2 separate regions of the Mus musculus genome follow, and region 2 is linked to region 1. Evidence: chromatin loops called from intact Hi-C (ENCODE). Cell type or tissue: heart. All regions are shown on one strand. Links, peaks and the distances in the headings refer to the core of each region. The heading gives the core; the rest is flanking DNA.

The links. A loop is a pair of places that touch in the nucleus more often than their neighbours do. Peaks named below come from ENCODE experiments on the same cell type or tissue, not always from the same donor. Only the 100,000 strongest peaks of a DNase experiment are listed, where the experiment ranks them.
Region 2: it touches region 1 in a loop (4-fold over the local background); 34 of 42 quality-filtered maps call a loop at or near these places.

Annotation. Positions count from the first base shown.
Region 1 is chr6:125,490,745-125,500,394 of GRCm38, reverse strand. Cd9 (CD9 antigen) reads left to right here and starts at 5,635. Exons shown (of 8, transcript NM_007657.4): 1 at 5,635-5,821. The coding sequence starts at 5,756. It overlaps Gm26728 (a long non-coding RNA gene), which reads right to left and starts at 6,962. Exons shown (of 6, transcript XR_869432.2): 1 at 6,910-6,962; 2 at 4,494-4,631; 3 at 94-918. In heart, for the core only: CTCF peaks have their summits at 2,018 (motif pointing right) and 7,563; DNase peaks (open chromatin) are centred at 2,184, 5,654, 7,094, 8,784 and 1 weaker place; H3K4me3 peaks cover 2,548 bases; H3K27ac peaks cover 1,861 bases; H3K27me3 peaks cover 2,721 bases.
Region 2 is chr6:125,421,500-125,431,149 of GRCm38, reverse strand. Gm32673 (a long non-coding RNA gene) reads right to left here and starts at 220. Exons shown (of 5, transcript XR_378025.4): 1 at 1-220. In heart, for the core only: CTCF peaks have their summits at 4,402 and 4,636 (motif pointing left); DNase peaks (open chromatin) are centred at 4,559 and 8,609; H3K4me3 peaks cover 1,714 bases; H3K27ac peaks cover 2,000 bases.

The DNA of each region.
Region 1 (9,650 bases), core at 1,174-9,173:
GTTGGCTGAGAGGAGGACTCACTATGTGGCCATGACTACCCAGGAATTCACTTTGTAGACAGGGTGGCCTTGAACTCACAGATGGCCACCTACCTTTGCCTCCCAAGTGCTGGAATTGAAGGTGTGCTCCATCACATGAGACATATTAGGAAACAGGGCCCCTATTCGCTCAGCAGGTAAGAGGAAGAAGAAGGGAGAGCCTCGGGCAAGGCAGGGCTTGAAGGCTGACGGAAGAAAGAAGGATTGAAAAAGACCAAGTTCATTTTGCATGTAGGATCCCAAAGAGATTTTGTGCCCTGGTCCCAATGTTTATTTTAATAACTGTGTTCATCTCCTTCTGCTACTGTAATAAATTATGACAAGTGTAGTGGCTTAAAATAACACATTCAATTATTTTACCACTCCAGAGATCAAAGGTCAGTAAGTGGGCAGTGGTGGGTTTGTTCCTGCTGACAGTTGAAGGGGGGAATTCATTTCTTCATCTGGTCCAGCTTCCAGAGGCACCTGGGTTCCTTGGCACAAGGCCACACATCGCCCTAACCTGGGCTTCTGTCCTCACATCTCATCCTCTGGCTAGGGAACTGTGACCTCTCTTTCATAGGAACTCTTTGGAGGAATGGAGAGATGGTACAGCAGTTCAGAGCACTGGCTCTTAACTAAGTTCTAGAGGACTGTTTTAGTCGGGGTTTCTATTCCTGCACAAACATCAGTACCAAGAAGCAAGTTGGGGAGGAAAGGGTTTATTCAGCTTACAATTCCACACTGCTGTTTATCACCAAAGGAAGTCAGGACTGGAACTCAAGCAGGTTAGGAAGTAGGAGCTGATGCGGAAGGAAGGAAGGAAGGAAGGAAATCCAATTCTCAAAAGGATAAGGCAAGAGGATCTAGAATCAAAGACTCTGGGCTCCTTAATGAGATCTGTCAAAAGAGGAAAAAAAATGAAAGCAAACAACACAAATCTCTTTGATTACAAAGTCCCACCAAAAATATCTCCATTTCAAGCTCCTTTAACTCTATCTACAGCCCCTCACTCCAAGCACAGAGGAGTGGCACACCCACGAGTTCTGGGGGTTAAGAAAGGACATGTTTGGATGACTGCTGAACAAACATGATGACTTCAATTGACAAAGAGGTAACTAGACAAAGGAAATGGTGGGAACTCGAAAGCCAAGAGCAAAGCAGACCCCTGAGGACCAACCCTTGAGTGAGGTTTGTCTCCATGAACTTATGCCAGAGATATTTACAGAAAGCCAGCAAGGGATGGAAATTAATCCAGGCAAATGGTCTTTTAGATTTTTTTTTAATCTGAATTTGTATTATGTTGGTATGGCTGTTTTGTTAGCTTGAATGCCTGGGCACCACCTGCATGTCTGGTGCCCACAGAGGCCAGGAGATGGTGTCAGATCCTCTGGAACTGGAGTTACAGGTGTGCTGGGAATGAAACCCAAGGCCTCTGGAAAAGAAGTCAGTGCTGTTAACTGCTGAGCCATCTCTCCAGCCCCCTACCCCAAACTGAGATTATTTGAAGGTGCTCACCACCCACGTGTGTATCAATACAGGAATACGCTGACGCCCAGAGTCACACCAAGCAATCCACACGGACAAGACTAGATAGAGCAATGGCCCAAGGCTCACACCGCTGGCTTTCAAGAAGCGTGCTGTTCTCAACCTGTGAATCGCGACCCCTTTGGGAGTCCCCTATCAGGTAGTTACATTATGATTCATAATGGTAGCAAAATGACAGTTATAAGGTAGCAACAAAATCCTTTGGGGGTCACAACATGAGGAACTGCATTAAAGGGTCTTGGCGTTAGGAAGGTTGAAAACCATTGCTTCAGAGTTAAGGAAGTCGTGGAACCTTCTCGTAGTGAAAGCAGCAAACCCAATGGTCACTGCTACAGTAGCCAGGAGGCTCTTGTTTCGAAAAAGGATCCTGTTGGGGGCTGCATATGCTGGTACCCACATGGGGATGAGACAAACGACCACACTAAAGCCAACTTGGCCGTATGCGTTTAAATCTTACCACCAGGGGGAGCACAAGAGCCAACTGGGACCCCTTGAGTTGAACTGGGGTTTTTTCCAGAAACAGGATCCCACCCACACCCTACCCCCACCCCACCCCCAGGGAAGGCAGAATAAGTTTTCCCAGTCCCAACTCTATAAAAGCCTGGAAGGTCTGGCTGCCGCCATGTGATCGCTGACTCAAGGGCTTACCCACATTTTCCTCTTCTAGTTAAAGCAAACCACATTTTTTCCATTCCTCCCTTTTCCTGGTTGCCTGCAGCATGAAGCTTTTGTAACAAACACACTTTGGCCCAGAACATCACTACACCATAGAAGACCAGAGTCCCAAGACAGGAGGTAACCCTTCCAAATAAACCACAGAGTAGGGACCAAGACCCTCAACTCCAGGTTCAGGGCTTTTGTCGTATAAGGGAACATCTTTGTGTGGGCCTGGGATCTCCGGCAGGAGGATTTCCACTTTAAGACAACACTGAGACTCTTTTAAAATAAGCAAACAAGTGAAAAATAATTTTTTTAAAAGAAAGGAATCCAGCCAGGCAGTGGTGGCGCACGCCTTTAATCCCAGCACTTGGGAGGCAGAGGCAGGCAGATTTCTGAGTTCGAGGTCAGCCTGGTCTACAGAGTGAGTTCCAGGACAGCCAGGACTACACAGAGAAACCCTGTCTCAAAAACAAAAACAAAAACAAAAATGGGGGGTGGGACCCATGAGGGGGCTGGAAAGATGGGTCAGAGGTTAAGAGCACCAACTGCTCTTCCCAAGGTCCTGAGTTTAATCCCCAGCAACCACATGGTGGCTCACAACCATCCATAATGAGATCTGACGCCCTTTTCTGGAGTGTCTGAAGACAGCTATAGTGTATTTACATATAATGAATAAATAAATCTTTTTAAAAAAAGGAATCCATGATTCTATGTAATGGGGTCTTAGGCTGTTTCTTGGAGATCAACCATAATAGTGATGGCAGTGGGCTGGGGGAGAGTCTCTTCAGCAGTCACCGCTATCCAGAGCAGGTTCTGATGTGGACACAAATGTTTACTGAACCCCACTCTCCCATGGTGGGGGAGGGAGTACAAGGAGATAAAACCTTTTCTTTAGAACTGTTCTCTTGCCAGGCGTGGTGGCACATGCCTTTAGTCCCAGCACTAGGGAGGCAGAGGCAGGCGGATTTCTGAGTTCGAGGCCAGCCTGGTCTACAGAGTGAGTTCCAGGACAGCCAGGGCTACACAGAGAAACCCTGTCTCGAAAAAACAAACAAACAAACAAAAATAGAACTGTTCTCTTAAGATGGATGGACTCCCACCAGAACAGTACAAGGAGACCTTATTTTCTCCCTATCCCAGCTCTGCCTCCTTCCTTGTCCTCTGCCCTCGCTCCCCCACAGCCAGTAGCTTCCCTGGCACAGACAGTTGCCATGTCTTTGTGTTTCTAGGCCCTCACACACAGCTCCTCCTGGATGGCCACTCTCTGCTCCGCTGATGCCTCCTGACTTCCAAAGTCATAGATAGCGCCTGCGTGGGGCCTAGCTCAGATTGACTCGGGGATGTCCACAGAATTGCCTGTTAGGGTCTCTCGAACCCCTATCCGTGGATAAAGGTGCCTTCATGGCACTACACTCAACAAGAATAACGTGGTAAAACTAAGAAAATTTAGAAGAAGCGAAAGAAGCTCTTAGAGATTCGGCTTCTGCTCAGACTCTCCCTCTGGCTCCCACATGACTCCTCGGCAGACTTTTAGGTCCCATTGCCGCTCCTACCTTCCCATAGGTCCCAAACTGGTCACACCCCCTAACGGAGCTCCATTTTTCATTTTACCTAACCGCACCTCCTCAAATGCATTCGGATTTTCTGTCCAGTGCCCCAAGGTTTTACACCAGGGAGTGGAGATACAAACAAGGGTCCCTAACCGCACAGCACTTGCAGGCTGCCCTCTTGTCCCGTGCCCACACACAGTCAAGGGGTTCACCTGACACTCCCGGGGTTCACCTTCACTCTCAGAGGACAAGGTCCTCACCAGCTCTCTCCAGAAGACCACGGGAGCCCCAGCTCTGCCAGGCTTCCCTGATTGTAACACTTACTTTGTGAGAGCTCTCAAGAGACCCCTAAGTTGACCACACACACCCTCCAAGTCTCCTGCCTGCGTCCTTCTTCCAACTCCTAAGCTGCTTCAGGGAAGACAGAATGTGTTGCTTTCGACTCCTGTTCCCCAGTGAAGAACCTTTCTAAACTAAACTGTGGGAAAAAAAAAAAAAAGGTTTTTAACTGGGTCTATTAATGAATCAGTCTACTTACTGATAAATAGTGAAGCCAGTCTACTGATAAACAGTAAAACAAGAGCTGTGCTATGCTAACAGAGCTGGGTTTGCTATGTGAAAAAGTTTCTTGTTTTTATTTTTTGTTTTTGGGGACCGGGTCTCCTGTGGCGTTGGCCTCCAACGTACTTTAACCCAGGAAAAAAAATTTTAACTCACATTCTTTTTGCTTTCTGATATTTTCTGATGTTTCTGTAATAAGTACGGTTTGCTTTTGCAATGAAGAATGCTAAGGAAACTTCCTGCAGGGGTGAGGAAGAGAAAACTGTAAAGGATATTGAGAAGGGCCTCTTCACCCTGTTGAAAAAATCAAGAAAGAATTTAGAGAGTCACAGAGCAGGACGTGGTGGCCTGAACCGCTCTGGCAGGAGGACTGGAGTTGAAGATAGCCTGAGCTACATAAGCAAATTCCGGGTCAGTAGGTCTACAAACGGCTAAATCCTACTTCAAAAGAAATGAAATCGCTGGGCGTATTGGCACATCCCAGCAGAGGCAGACAGATCTTTATGAGTTCAAGGCCAGCCTGGTTTACACAGGGCGTTCCAAGCCAGATAGGACAGCATAGTAAGACTCTGTCTCAAAATAATAATAGATTTAAATAAAAAAAATAATAAAGCACAATAGAATTTTCACAAGGAGGCAGGGCGGCCAGCATACACCCCTGCAGGCATGGAGGCGCAGCAGAGTAGGGGTGTGGCATCAGGTGTGGCAGGGAATGAACGGAGTAAATACAGGATGAAGAAGGGTTTCAACTCAAGTCTCTGAACGTAGAAAGTTTCTGAGCAAAGTAGAACTGCTCAGATTAGCACCTAGAACATTCTAGCGGCCACCGTGCTCAACTAAGTGCGTTCAGTCCAGAAAGGTTTACAAGGAGGTGTCAGAGAGAACGCAAGCCAGGCAAATAGGGGCTCGCAGACTTGCCTCGGGAATCTGAAAAGGTTCTTAAGATTACATGGCCCTTGGGGGTCTTCCAACGTGAGCTCTTATGCAGAGCCCAGGATGAACTAGGATGAACGGGAAAGGCGAGGCCGGCACTTAACTCCCCGTAAAAGAAGTCGGGTACGGAGGTCCGGAAAGACCCCGAGACGGTGGGAAGAAGGAAGATGGAGGGAAAGAGGATCTTAGAAACCAGACGGCAAAAGTTAGGTGCAGAGAGAGCTCTGCACTGAGGGTGAAACCGAAGTCCCAGAACCTGGGTCTGGGGAGGGGATTAGAGCATGGGCGGGGCAGGTGGGCCGGGGGGCGGGGTCGGCATCCCTCCGCACATGCGCATAGCAGCTGGCCGAGCGCCGTAAGGAGTGGCACTTTTTAAAAGTGGAGCCTCAGGCCAGCCCCTAGCCGCAGCGTGTCTCAGTCGGTTGTCGAGTCCCTTCTGTCCCAGTCGTTCGTGCCTCTTGTCCCACGCAACTCCAGCTTGTACCATGCCGGTCAAAGGAGGTAGCAAGTGCATCAAATACCTGCTCTTCGGATTTAACTTCATCTTCTGGGTGAGTGAGAGGCGACTGTCGGCGCGCTCCTCTCCGAGGCCACCTGTTCTCAGGCCCGAGACGGCGTCCGGGGCGGAGAGTGTCCCGGCGGCCGAGAGCGCCGGGAGCCGCTGGTACTGCGCGCGCCAGGCGGACTCCGGGCGAGTAGAGAAAGGCGCAGCGGCTGCCAGCTGGCCAGGCGGGACTGGCAGGTGGGCGGGAGGAGCAAGTGGGTGGGAGAGCCGAGGGTCCTGGTGGCTCCGGCTGTGCACTTCGCTCCCGGGTCCTTCTACCGCCGAGTATTTGAGATGGGCTCTGTGCCTGCTCCCACCCGGAGCACCCCCGAGTGTGAGAGAGGAGTGAGGGAGGAGCGGAGCAACCTTTTCGAGTAACTCGATGCCCTCCCCGGCCCGCAAGGCTCCTTGCCAGCAGGGCAGTCGAGCGTCTCCCACTTCGGTGGTCCCACAAGTGACAAGGGGTGCTACGGAGGGAGAGGAAGTGGGTGTGGGGAGTCTTCCCTGCACCTGGAGGTCGGACATTCCTTGTTTAGGACCTGAACTCTCAACTGAAAACGTCCATGCCTCTCTCTAAGCTACCTGAAAGACTAGATTGTCTTGATTCTTTTTCAAGAGCGATAACTATCTTGGCTGTAGAGAACTCTGGGAGAGTTAAGAGAAAAGAAGGCGGGGAAGGTGCCTATTGGCGCCTCTAGATGGGATAAATCCGGTGTTTCTGCATTTCCCAGGTAATCAGGTACTGCGGGCTTGAAGCCTCGCTCTAAAAATGTCCAGGTGGGGCCAAGGGGAATGGCCGTTCACCTGCAGAGGGTCCAGAGGCAGGTGCTAGTAGACTCTACAGATGGGCCTCTGGGTAGGGCAACAAGAGAGTGTCCACTCTCCCAAAACTCAGGGACAGAAGCAAGGAAATACACGGAAGACCCTTTTGTCCTGATTCTGAGAGGGCACACTCCCAAACACAAATGGACGGAATTTGCTCCCAGGCAATCAGGAAAGAGCTTAACTAGGCAACTCCTGTGCCACCAGAGACTTTGAACAACAACAACTAAAAAGTCCACTATTCCCTTTGGAGCTGGCCACCGGGATGCTCACCATCTTCCAGCAACTGTAAGGTTTAATACTCTCCAGGGTTGCTTGGAAGTGTTGCACAACCTGCAGAGACTGCCCTGGGTTTCTAGGAGCCACCACACCCATACAACTTAAGAGGATGTCAGAGGACATTCCCTGCTTGTGTTTCCCCAGTTCTGCAGACAGGCAGCCAGCTCCCAGGCTTGGCTTGGTCCACTCATCAGCTTGAGCGCTTTGTTACAAAACAAAGTCTGAAGGCAGCTGGCCCCACCCAACCCCGCCCTGTCCTTTGGGGAGTTTTCCTCCCTCTACCTTTTAGTCTCTTCCCTGCTAGTCTGTCGGTCAGTCCCCAGACGCCTGCATAGATGGTGTGAAAGTTTGGTGCTAAGGGGAAACCACATAGTTGCCTACATCTCCCATCTGCCCCCCATGGCATATGTATGTAAGGGGCTGAGAGGAGGTGCCCATGGCCACCCTATGTCTTCTCATTCTGTTGCCTGCTGGCCTACAGTCTGCCCATCTTGTCTCCTGCTGCCACTTCCGCTCCTATCCAGAACCCTGACAAGTTGCTGCTGGCTGACTCTGCCTCCTGAAGCAGGACAGTCTCACTCTAGAAGGGTTTGACTTTGGGGTTGGGAACTGCATTGGAGATTATGCACCAGCTGGAGGTGCTAGCTCTCGTGTCCACCGTGAGGAACCAGGGTGCCCAAGATCGCAAGCCGAGTTAGTACTGTAACCTCTGGGCCCCTTGTTTGCTCTCTTTACTCTCCTGTCTCTTACCATTAGGGAGGTGGGCGGTTTACTATGTTAATTATTGTTACCTGCCCTACCCTGGGCTCTAATAGGGACAGTCCTGTTACAATCTCTGTGCTAAGTATTTTACAGTCTCCAAAGGCCTCCCCAAGCTCCATGATATAACCAGAGAAAGAAACATTATTCCCATTTTGACCAGAAATCTTGCCCATGATAGGTTAAGTGCTAAAGGCAGGGTCAAGTGATAGGGTATTATCAAGTGAGGTAGTTAGTATTGGGCAGGAGCAAAGGAAGGCTGAGAGGAAACTCCTCAAAATATCTTTTACTACAGGCGGTGATCTCTCTCGGGGGAACCCTTGGGATCATTATGATGTCACCTCTTCAATCTCTTGAGACCAGTGATTTATGAACTTGACATTTGGTGCCTGGTGTGGGCTTTGGAAAGCAGAGGCCACCTTTGTCTGTAGAGGATACTGAGCGGCTGGATGGCAGGAATCCAAAGAGAAGCCAGCCTCTCGTAGTCGCCCTGGGACAGTGGAAGAGAGGGAGGACCGGCAAAGGGGAATCTGTCTTTCTCCTAGGCCCGAGCATGTCCCCTGTGGGACATGCTCTGTGACAGCTGAGCCTGCCCAGCCTGCCTTTCTGAAGTTGGGTGTCTCCTGCCCACAACCAAGCCAGCAATCGGTCTGTTTTCCGACAACCTCAGAGCCAGACCTCACAAGCCTATTTTGGTGGTTCCCAAATTTCTCTCAGATCTCCATGTCTATCCCTCCACTCCCTCCAAAAGAGAAAGAAAAGAATTGAGAAAGAAAACATCTTCCTAATGTCTGAATGGCAGGTGATTAGAAGTGTTTCAGGCTATAATGTGGTGGCCAGCCTTGAGCCGGGCCTGGAATGTGCCTCTCCCATTCGTTGTTTGTTTGTTTGTTTGTTGAAGGCTTTGTTATACAGCCAACTGGCCTTGATCCTGTTGCCTCTGTCTGGCCTTTCCCCATCCCGCACACCCATTCCCCCAGATCCCACATAGCGAAGTCTTTTATGGTTTTTAGCCTCGGCAAAGGAAAGCCCAGATTGAGAGAGCCAGCCAGATCCTGCTTCCATGCACTCTGACCCTCTGTTTCTGCTCCTTCCCCATCCGGAAGGATGGAAGTAACAGAGGGATCTCCTCCACCTCCAGAGATGACATCACCTTCACGGAAGCAGCTTGGAAATGTAGGCAGAGAGCTGACCCAGGCTTCAGAGCCTGGCGGAGGGCGGATTACTTGGGAACCACAGGCAGCTCACTTTCCTGATCCGCACCGAAGTTTCCTCATCACAAAACCCATGACTTGACGCAAAAGGTCTCAAAGGTCCATTCAAGATCAGCCTATAGAACGAGCCCCGGCCACCACACACCATTGCCCCACCTCTCCTCTGGTTAATAAGACTTCCCGGCAAGCCACGTAACAGAGGTGTAGGAGTCTGGAAATCACGGTGGATAGTGAGACTTGTTCCCTGGCTTTTACCTGCGAGTATAAACCTGTTTCTTGGATCTTCCCTGTTCCTTTTACCTTCCCTCACTCTTGGCGGGGGGGGGGGGGGGGGTCTCCTTTTCTTCTGGTTCTTTGGTAAGTGCTCCATTGCCTTGGCCTTTTTTTTTTTTAATATTTATTTATTATATGTAAGTACACTGTAGCTGTCTTCAGACACTCCAGAAGAGGGCGTCAGATCTCCTTAAGGATGGTTGTGAGCCACCATGTGGTTGCTGGGATTTGAACTCAGGACCTTTGGAAGAGCAGTTGGTGGTGCTCTTAACCACTGAGCCATCTCTCCAGCCCCGCCTTGGCCTTTTATGGTCATAGATTGTAATGGTCAGTGTACAGCCCTGGATTCAGCATCTTCAGCCCCTGGGCAGGTTAGCTGCATCTCCCTGTAGCTCTATTGCTTCACTAGTAGAAAGTGATTTGAGGTCTTTGGAGAGGGTGGGAGCAATTCCCAGGTAAGTATGGATGCTTAAACCACAGATTAGGCCA
Region 2 (9,650 bases), core at 1,047-9,046, 69 kb after region 1:
CCTTCCCTGTCCTGGGTCTGCATGTCCTGGCCCACAAAGTCCTGGGCCCCCACCTTTGTCTCCACCACAGTAGGTCAGTCACAGATGGTCAGTCCCTGCCAGGTTAGGCTTACTTTCTTATAAGGTCATGTCCAGCAAACACCTGGAATTCCCCTTTATGCAAATAAGGCATTCCCAGCACCTCGGCCCTAGCCAATGATGTACACTCACCCCAAAAGCCTCTACTGAGTCCCCAAAGATTTGAAGTCTTTGATTCCCTGCCCCGCCCCCGCCCCTAATTAAAGGAGCTGTTCAACGAAGCCTGCCTCCACAGGAGCCTGTTTCTCCCTGCACTCGCCCCGTATCTGCCGTCTCCATCATCCCGCCCCCATCCCTCTCCCCAGGCCATTCCTGCGTCCTGCCTCCTCCCCTCAGGATCCCCTGCCCGAGCTTCAGGCTGACTGAGCCAGGAACACAGGGGAAGTGGAGGCCTAACCACCGAGGGCTACAAGGAAACAGTATTGTTCAAACCCAGCAGGCAGTTGCACATACGGATCCATAGTGGTCCTGGCAGCTTGCACAAGACCCACAAAAGCTCAAAAAATTAGACAAGATCTCAGCGTGGCTAGAGGAGGTGCTAGGGACGTTCCACCCCTAACTGAAGAAATATTGGCAACTGGTAGCTTCTGAGAGAGGAGAGTCTGTTTACAGTTATGCCCCTGGTAAGTAGCTCTGCCCTGGGTAGGTCAACTGCCACCCAGAGGAGGGTCACACAGCACAAACTGAACAGAACGGGGCAGGGCAGGCACAAAACTGGGTGGGTAAAGATGGGATTGATTCTGAGAGGAGCTGGGGGTGGGAGGGAAGGTGAACATGCTCAAATACATCTTGAGAAATTCTTAGATAACTACTTCTTTATTTATTTATTTGGTTTTTCAAGACAGGGTTTCTCTGTGTAGCCCTGGCTGTCCTGGAACTCACTTTGTAGACCAGGCTGGCTTTAAACTCAGAAATCTGCCTGCCTCTGCCTCCCGAGTGCTGGGACTAAAGGCGTGCACCACCACACCAGGCTTTCTTTCTTTTTTTTTTTTTTATTGTTAAGAATATTTATTTTGATAGTCTATCATAAGTCAGTCCAGGCTCCACTCTGCCACAGGCGTGTTGAAATGATGTCTCCCTCCGGCTACTTTCTTCTCCAGCGGGACTATGCACCTCCCATGTTGGATTGCATCCAAATCCAGATGACCAAACAGTCCTGTATTCCCAAAGTAGGCTTAGCCACTTACCAGGGGCATATCTGTAAACAGACTCTCCTCTCTCAGAAGCTACCAGTTGCCAAGATCAGGCACTCCAGGATCTTCACCCCTCCGAAGTCTCAGATAAATCAAGAGAGGACTCAAGCCCCAGCAGAGGCAAACTGGCTGCCCTGGAAGACCTGCTGCAGCCTCTGGCTTCTTCAGCTCAGCTTCACCATGGCGATGACCAGAGGAATGAGGATCCCCCACCTTCATAACTACTTCTAATATTGCAGAAAGGAGGGCTGGCGAGAGAGCTCAGCAGATAAGAGGATCCATTGCTCTTCCAGACGACCTGGGTTTGATAACCACCACATGCATGCATGACAACTCACTACTGTAACTACATTTCCAGAGGGTCCAATGCCCTCCTCTAGCCTCTGTGGGCACATGACATGCATGTGGTGCACAGGCAAAGCACCCATATGCATGAAATAAAATAAATACATCTTTAAAAATTCTAACTGCAGAAAAATAAATTTAAAGAAATGATGATGATGGTGATGATGGTGGTGATGGTGATGATGGTGATGGTGGTGATGATGGTGATGATGGTGATGGTGGTGATGGTGGTGATGATGGTGATGATGGTGATGATGGAAGGGCAGCTGTGCCACCACTGATTGTAGCAACAACATTGAGATGCACTCGTGTCAAATGGGCTGCTTAATCTGTGTTAAGCATGACCCCCAAGAGATTCAGGCCCACTCTGCTGACAGATAATCGGGGCACCTTATCAAAAGCATCTAACCCTACACTGCAGGTGTGGTGCTTGACGCCTGCAGAAGGGGATATTGGTAGCCAGAGACCAGGGTGATGGAGACGGCCAACAAGGAGAAAGAGAAGCACTCCAGAAGTCTCTTCAGGCACCCAGGGACAGCAGGCAGGGACAGAGGGGGAAAGTTTCTGACTGGAAAAATCAATCGTTCCTCCTTCCAGGGTCAAATTTAACTGTGTTTCTCATACACCCTAAAGGGGAAAACACTTAGAGTACATTTCTAGACCACTACCACACCCCAGACCCCTTACATCCCACCCTGAAATATTTGAGGTCTCAATGCTAAAGGCAGGGGTCTAAGGAAAAAGCCTCTAGTCTCAGTCTTTCTCAACCTTTCCTTCTCTTTTCTTCTTTTTCCTCCTTCCCCCTCCTCCTCTTCTACCCTTCCTCCTCCACCCCTCCTCATCTTGTCCTCCTCCTCCACCCCTCCTCATCTCCTCCTCCTCCTCCACCCCTCCTCATCTCCTCCTCCTCCTCCTCCACCCCTCCTCATCTCCTCCTCCTCCACCCCTCATCTCCTCCTCCACCCCTTCTCATCTCCTCCTCCTCCTCCACCCCTCCTCATCTCCTCCTCCTCCTCCACCCCTCCTCATCTCCTCCTCCTCCTCCTCCACCCCTCCTCATCTCCTCCTCCTCCTCCACCCCTCCTCATCTCCTCCTCCTCCACCCCTCCTCATCTCCTCCTCCACCCCTCCTCATCTCCTCCTCCACCCCTCCTCATCTCCTCCTCCTCCACCCCTCCTCATCTCCTCCTCCTCCACCCCTCTTCATCTCCTCCTCCTCCACCCCTCCTCATCTCCTCCTCCTCCACCCCTCCTCATCTCCTCCTCCTCCTCCACCCCTCCTCATCTCCTCCTCCTCCACCCCTCCTCATCTCCTCCTCCTCCACCCCTCCTCATCTCCTCCTCCTCCTCCACCCCTCCTCATCTCCTCCTCCTCCACCCCTCCTCATCTCCTCCTCCTCCACCCCTCCTCATCTCCTCCTCCTCCTCCACCCCTCCTCATCTCCTCCTCCTCCTCCTCCCCTTCCCCTCCCCCCTTCCCCCCCTCCAAACAAAGTCTCATGTATCCTGGGTGGACTTTCAGCTCAGCACATAGCTGAGAAGAGTCCTGAACTCCTGATGTTGTGGGGTATCCACCAGAGAAGACTGCCTGGGCATGGGTTTAAGCCAATAGAATCTTCATTAGCTGGCACATGGCTACACAGGCATTCAGGATCCCATAGTGTAGCCCCAAGTCTCTGTCGGGGTGAGCTTTTAAGCACACACACACACACACACACACACACACACACACACACACACACACTTGTCCTGGGTTGACACACTTCAGTTAGCAAGAACAGTTAGCCAGAAGCAGAACTACAGCCACCCAAAAGCCGGGTGAGCACATTTAGAGACGTTCCCATGACTATGGACTTTGATGGATTAGGTCTTTGTTTACGGTTTTGGCAGGTGATGCTGTCTACGTGCTGAGTGAATGGCTCTTCCAATATGGAGTCAGTTATGCTACAGTCTGGAGCCTGTTACACTGGCCCTCCTGATTCTACCACCCAATTGCTTGGTTTACAGACAGACATCACACCCACTCAAAAGTTACTCTCTGAGCTCAGACTTCCTCAGCTACCATATGGGAACAATAATAGTACGTATGCCCCAGTGTCCTGTGAAAACTGTCTGAGATAATTAATTCCTGTAGAGCCACTGGGACAACAGCTAGTTTACAGGAGGTGCCCTGTAAAGTACATGTGTATACATGCACAGAGATCTATATGATTCATGTATTTTAATTATAACTTTCTATCTAAAAGTATACATATATAATAATATGGACATTACTATATATATACAATGTTAGGTGTTCTGTGCTAGACATTACTTCCAAGTTCCTCTTGAGTGGGAGGCCGATAGCTCCTGGGCATCTGGGAGTTACCTCTTCCCAGGGATGGTGACTCATTGGGAGGCCCTCCCAGAATCAACCAAATCTTCCAATTTACCATCCACACTGGCTGAGCTAGTCTCAAGCCCTGTTCTAAATCTGTAGCTAGAAGCCAAGGGAAAGGGCTAGGGGCATGGGAGCGCGGGGGTGGGGGTGGGGGGGTGGGGGTGGGGGTGGGGTGTCTGTTCTTTCTGACTTTAAGCAGAGGGAGAACACTCTTGGGGATCCAGAGGAACTGGCCAGGCTCCATGGCTCCCCAAGTGGAGAATAGTGGCAAATTTTCCTCCGTGATGTCCCTCCTGCTGCCCAGTCCTAGCACATCCCATGCCAGCCCCGGGGCCCTGAAGCCCTGGAACTTGGGCAGGGAAGCAATCCCTGGCCCTGTGGAGAGAGGGGTCACACGCCCGCGGGAAGCCCACCACTCCAGAGGGCTGGCCATATTGCCCCCAGGCAGCAAGGAAGGCCTGAGCTCCTGCAGAGCTGCAGGTCCATACCAGAGGGTGACTCGGGCGGGAGCCCGCGGGCAGGGCGCGGCCGAGCGGGCAGCAGGACCCAATGGACGCCGGAAGCCTCGGAGGCTGACTCATCCTCCTGCCTCCGACAGTCACCGCAGCTTCCACGGCCACACAGAGCGCCCCAAAGGGGATGCGCCCCCTGGAGGCCACATCAGAAAGCGCAACCTGGGACCCTGGTTCCAAGTTAGATCTCTATTTAGATAAATTTGAGGTTCAAAGGAAGGAGGCAAGCACAAACACTTCCTTATCAGTTGGTTTTCATCTCTTTCGAGCCCTCTGTGGAGGCGTGACACCAAATATGAGCATGTGAGCACCTAGTAGGCTCACAATTCGGGCGCAAGTGGATTGCTGGCCTGGTCCCAACCTAATGCAGCCTAATTGTCACCCCTCAGACTCATTTCTCCTTTTGGTCTTAAGACAGCAGAGAATTCATTGACAAACCAGTGACACCCCCCCCCCCCAGCTGATGAAAATGGACAACGTTTACCCAATACCATTGTGCAGAGAGTTTGCATACGTTATTTAATGCCCTTAATCTCTAAAGGAAGTAGATATTATTACCCTGCCTGTTTTCAGGAACTAAATGAAGATTTAAGCGATGGCACTACCGCTATTTGTAGTTTGTTTCTTGGTTTATGGTGGATTTTTTTATGTTATTGTTGTTGTTATTTTTGAGACAGGGTTTCTCTGTGTGACAGCCCTGCTGAAATGGAACTTGCTTTGTAGACCAGGCTGGCCTTGAACTCACAGAGATCACAGTGCTGGGTAAAGGAGTGAGTCACCATGCCCAGTACACACTCAGTTGTGTAAGCAACACTTTCATTTAATTCCACAATAATGTGGAGTGTAGGGATCATTTCCCACGGACAGGTCAGCTAACAGGAAATGAAGGTTCGTTTCTCAAGGTCTTACAGCTCCAATTCTCAGATATAAATCCCTCATTTCTTTCCAACTCCGTGGTCCCCTCCATTCCATCCCACCTCGGCCCTCCCTTGAGGAATAAAAGTGACTCACTCAACCCCACCTGTAGGCTCCAGCAGCTATGAGTCACTAACCCACCCTTTGGGTAGCAGTGACATCCATAACAAACCTAAGCACCTCCCACTTCCCTAGCCCCACCCCCTCCACCCACCCCACTGGCCCCTAGGAAGCGAGAGGCTGGTGAGTGGTTTCTGGTTTCCCACACACTGTCTTTTCAGTGCCCAGGAGGGTGACTGTCTTGAGATTCAATGACCGGTTTGAGCTCCTGTACACGCAAGGAGCCCAGATGTCCTAAACAACCGTCGTAGGCATAGCGGGGAAACCTATGATCGCACCACCACAGAGTAGCCTGAGGCAGGATTGCAGATGCTAAAGCAGCATAAACTACACAGCAAAGAGCCTGGATTACTGAGCTTGCCTGCAGGAGAAAAGAGCTTCAAACCTGATGCGACCGCCCCATGCCGCATCTCTGGGGCGAGAGAGGACTTCAGGAAGGGGTCTGTTAGCGTTCTGTCTAAGCTCCGCCCCACAGTTACCTGTCAATAGCCAGGTAGGCCTGACCCACTGCTTGCCCCTTTCTCCCTCCTTGTTCCTCTCTTGCTACCTTGTTCTTCCCTTCCCCATCTCTCCATGTGCTCATGGCCAGCCTCTACTCTTCTATTCTCCCTCTCTCTGCCTTTCTCTGCCTCTACTACCCTCTTAACTCCCCTCCCCATACCCTGAATAAACTCTATTCTATACTATACCTTTGTGTGGCTGGTCCCTCGGGGAAGGGGATGCCTCAGCATGGGCCCGCGGAGGAACCTCCTTCCCCCCCCCATACCTCACCACGCCCCCATAGAATATATACCCCCTCTTTTTTGTTTTGTTTTGTTTTTCGAGACAGGGTTTCTCTGTATAGCCCTGGCTGCCCTGGAACTCACTCTGTAGACCAGGCTGGCCTCGAACTCAGAAATCCGCCTGCCTCTGCCTCCCGAGTGCTAGGATTAAAGGCGTGCGCCACCACGCCCGGCATACCCCTCTTTTTATGTTTTTATAAACACACCAGGGTTGGTGGGTGCCTTGCCTGCATTACTCCAAGAATGTCAAAATCTTAAAGAATGAAAATAAGAAAAATCAAATGGAGGATGTCTGGATCCTTGAGAAGCCGACCTGGGAAGATTTTTAGTGCCATGGAAAAAGCAGAATGGCTTAGTTTACAAGGAAAAGGGGAGCCGGTCATGTGAGTGAAACCTGCAGGAGGCTGCCTTCAGAACAAGCTGGAAAAAGCCAGCTCTGGATCAACACCATCAAATTTCAATGGCTGTGAGTCACAGAGCTCAGACCTCAGAGGCAGTGGGGAGCACTTCCCCCTTGGCAGGCAAATCCCAGATGCCTGCCTTCTCCTGAAGGCCACAGAGGGAGATTGTCCCCCAGAAGAGGAGCCTTGAGGTTGATCTCCTAGCTCAGTGGGGGTACACTGGGGGTTCCGTCACAGCAGCACACACACACACACACACACACACACACACACCAGAAACAAAAGAACAGAGCCAGATGTAGTGGTTCACATCTGTCTTTGTTATCCTGACACTTGGAAGGAAGAGGCAGGAGGAGCAGGAGTTGAAAGCCAGATTCAGCTACACATTGGAGTTTGAAGCCAAGGGAGAAAAAATTAAAGCAATAAAAAGAATACACCCAAACTGTAAACCATAGGCATGGCCTGACCCGTGGGGCTAGTACAATTCAAAGTCTTACTAGGAATTCAAAACAGGATTCCACTGCTCCCAAGGACATGCAAAAGAGAGAGAGGCAAAGTTTCCTCAGGAGGAGCTGGGGCACAGCATTTGACTAGCGGAGGCTCACAAACTCTTTGACTGTCAATCTACAAAGGTCCAGTAACCAAGTGCCCCTAACAGCTGGAAATCTTGCTGGCATGATTCATCAATGAACGGCCCACATATTTTGGGTCTGTGGTCGTGAATAAGTCACGGCTGTGGCACTTACTGGGCACAAACATGCTCACCTCGTCCCCGTCCCCAGGAGGCAGCGGAGAAAGGGCAAATGCAGGCTCGTGCAGGCCTTGTGCAGCGACCCTTTGCTCTCAGCACTTGGACCAGCAGCGAATCTCTGCTTTAACGCCGGCTCCTTGGACAAAGGCCGAGAGCAGCCCCTGTGGATGTGTAGAAACGTGAATGTTCAGAAGGCAGCATGTCCATTTAGCAAAAGCAGAAACATCCCTCTAAGAGGTTTGTGTCTTCCATTCTCTGCCTACTCTCCCTTGGGTTACCACACTAAACTACTGCAGCCTGGAACTGCTCTCAGCTGCATCCATCCGTCTGCCTGTCAGCCTGTCCCTCCTGAACATCACCTGACCAAATTCTTCTCCCTTTCTTGGGAACCCAGAGCCACAGGTGATAAGAACGTTCTGTACTTCCTGCAGCCAAAGTCACCCACCCACAACTTAATCTGCTCTTTCTTTCCTCTCCTGATCTACAAAGGACCTGTCCCTGAGAGCCTAGTGGTCCTCAGGTGTCCTGGCTCCCACCCTTCCTCCTGGCCCACAGCTTCCCCAACCTATTGACTACCCATCTCCACTCGCTACCCGACAAGCTCTTCCCTTCAATAGCCTGTTGATATGTGGAGTTGTTGTTTTTCTTGTGTGTGTGTGTATGTGTGCGTGCACTATTGACTACTTGATGTCTTTTGTAATTCCATATTACTTTGGAATTTCTTTTTCTGTTTCTGTGAAGAATTTTCTGGCATTCTGGTAGCCTTCCATCTAGGCAGGGAACTGGTTACCAGTCTCCTTGCCACAAAAACAAGCTGGAAATGCACCTTAAGGAAGAGTTTATTTTTGGTTCGTGGTTTGAGAATGTGGCGCCTCAAAGCAGGAAGACGTGCTGAAGAGAGAGTAAGTGGCTGGTCTCGCTGTATCCACCTCCCTTCCCTGCAGCCTCTCCCCGCTGCAGTCCCTCTTCCTGTAGCCCCTCCCCTGAAGCCCTACCTTCTGCAGCCTTTCCCTCCTGCAGCCCCTCCCTCCTGCACCCCCTCTTCTTGTAGCCCCTCCCCTGCAGCCTCTCCCCCTGCCGCCCCTCCCTCCTGTAGCCCCTCCCCTGCAGACGCTCTCATGAAGCCCCGCCCCTGCAGCCTCTTTCTCCTGCAGCTCCTCCCTCCTGTAACTCCTCCCCCTGCAGCAGTGGTTCTCAACCTTCCTAACTCAGCATCCCTTTAACACAGTTCCTCATGTTGTGGTGACCCCGACCATAAAACTATTTTCACTGCTGCTTCATAACTGTAATTCTGTTACTGTTGTGATTTCCGTGCCCGTGAACCTATGAACGGCTTGACACAACGTGGTCCATACACACATACTGGGATATTATTCAGCCTTAAAAGGGAAGGAACGCCTGACACATGCTAGGACATGAACAGACCCCGAGGACAGTATACTCAGTGAATAAACCGGTCGTGAAGCAGCAAGTCCCGTGTGACTCCACTTCTGGGAGGTTCTCAGAGAAGTCAATAAAGCACCCAGGGATGAGTCAGGAAGAGACGGGCAAGGGTGGAAGGGGCGCAAAGAGGCTCATGGGAGGAATGTGATTATTAAACACATTCCACCATGTATGGAAATGCCACAATAAAACGCACTATCATGTAATTTATACAATAGTTCATTATTCTGTTTTTTTTTTTAAAGAGAAAGAACGGCAGTTGCCAGGGCTAAGAGGGATGAGGAGTCAGTTTTCAAGGACTGCAGTTTCAGCTTTGTAGGATGCAAAGGTCCCTAGAAACGGCATAGCTGTGCAAAAGTCTCAAGGGAAGTGCTCCTGGATTTTGCTGTCTTGTTTTGTTTTTGAGATCCAGTGTTGTTACGATATAGCTTGGAGTGACCTTGAACTCACAATATTCCAGCCTCAGTGCTGGGATTACAGGCCTGTGCCACTCCGCCCAGTGAGTAATTATGTAATAGTTAAACTGATTCCCAGAGTCTTAGATTTTCAAACTAAAGTCTCATTGCCACAGTGGCATACCCCACCCCCGACAGACGGACAGACAGACACACACACACCATGAGTTGTTGGCTAAGGAGTCCCCACAGGCCCCCATATAACACAGACTTTTGCCACCACTCTTGGTTACCTGAGAGGACTAGACAGTAAGACCCCATTGCTCATCTAGCAA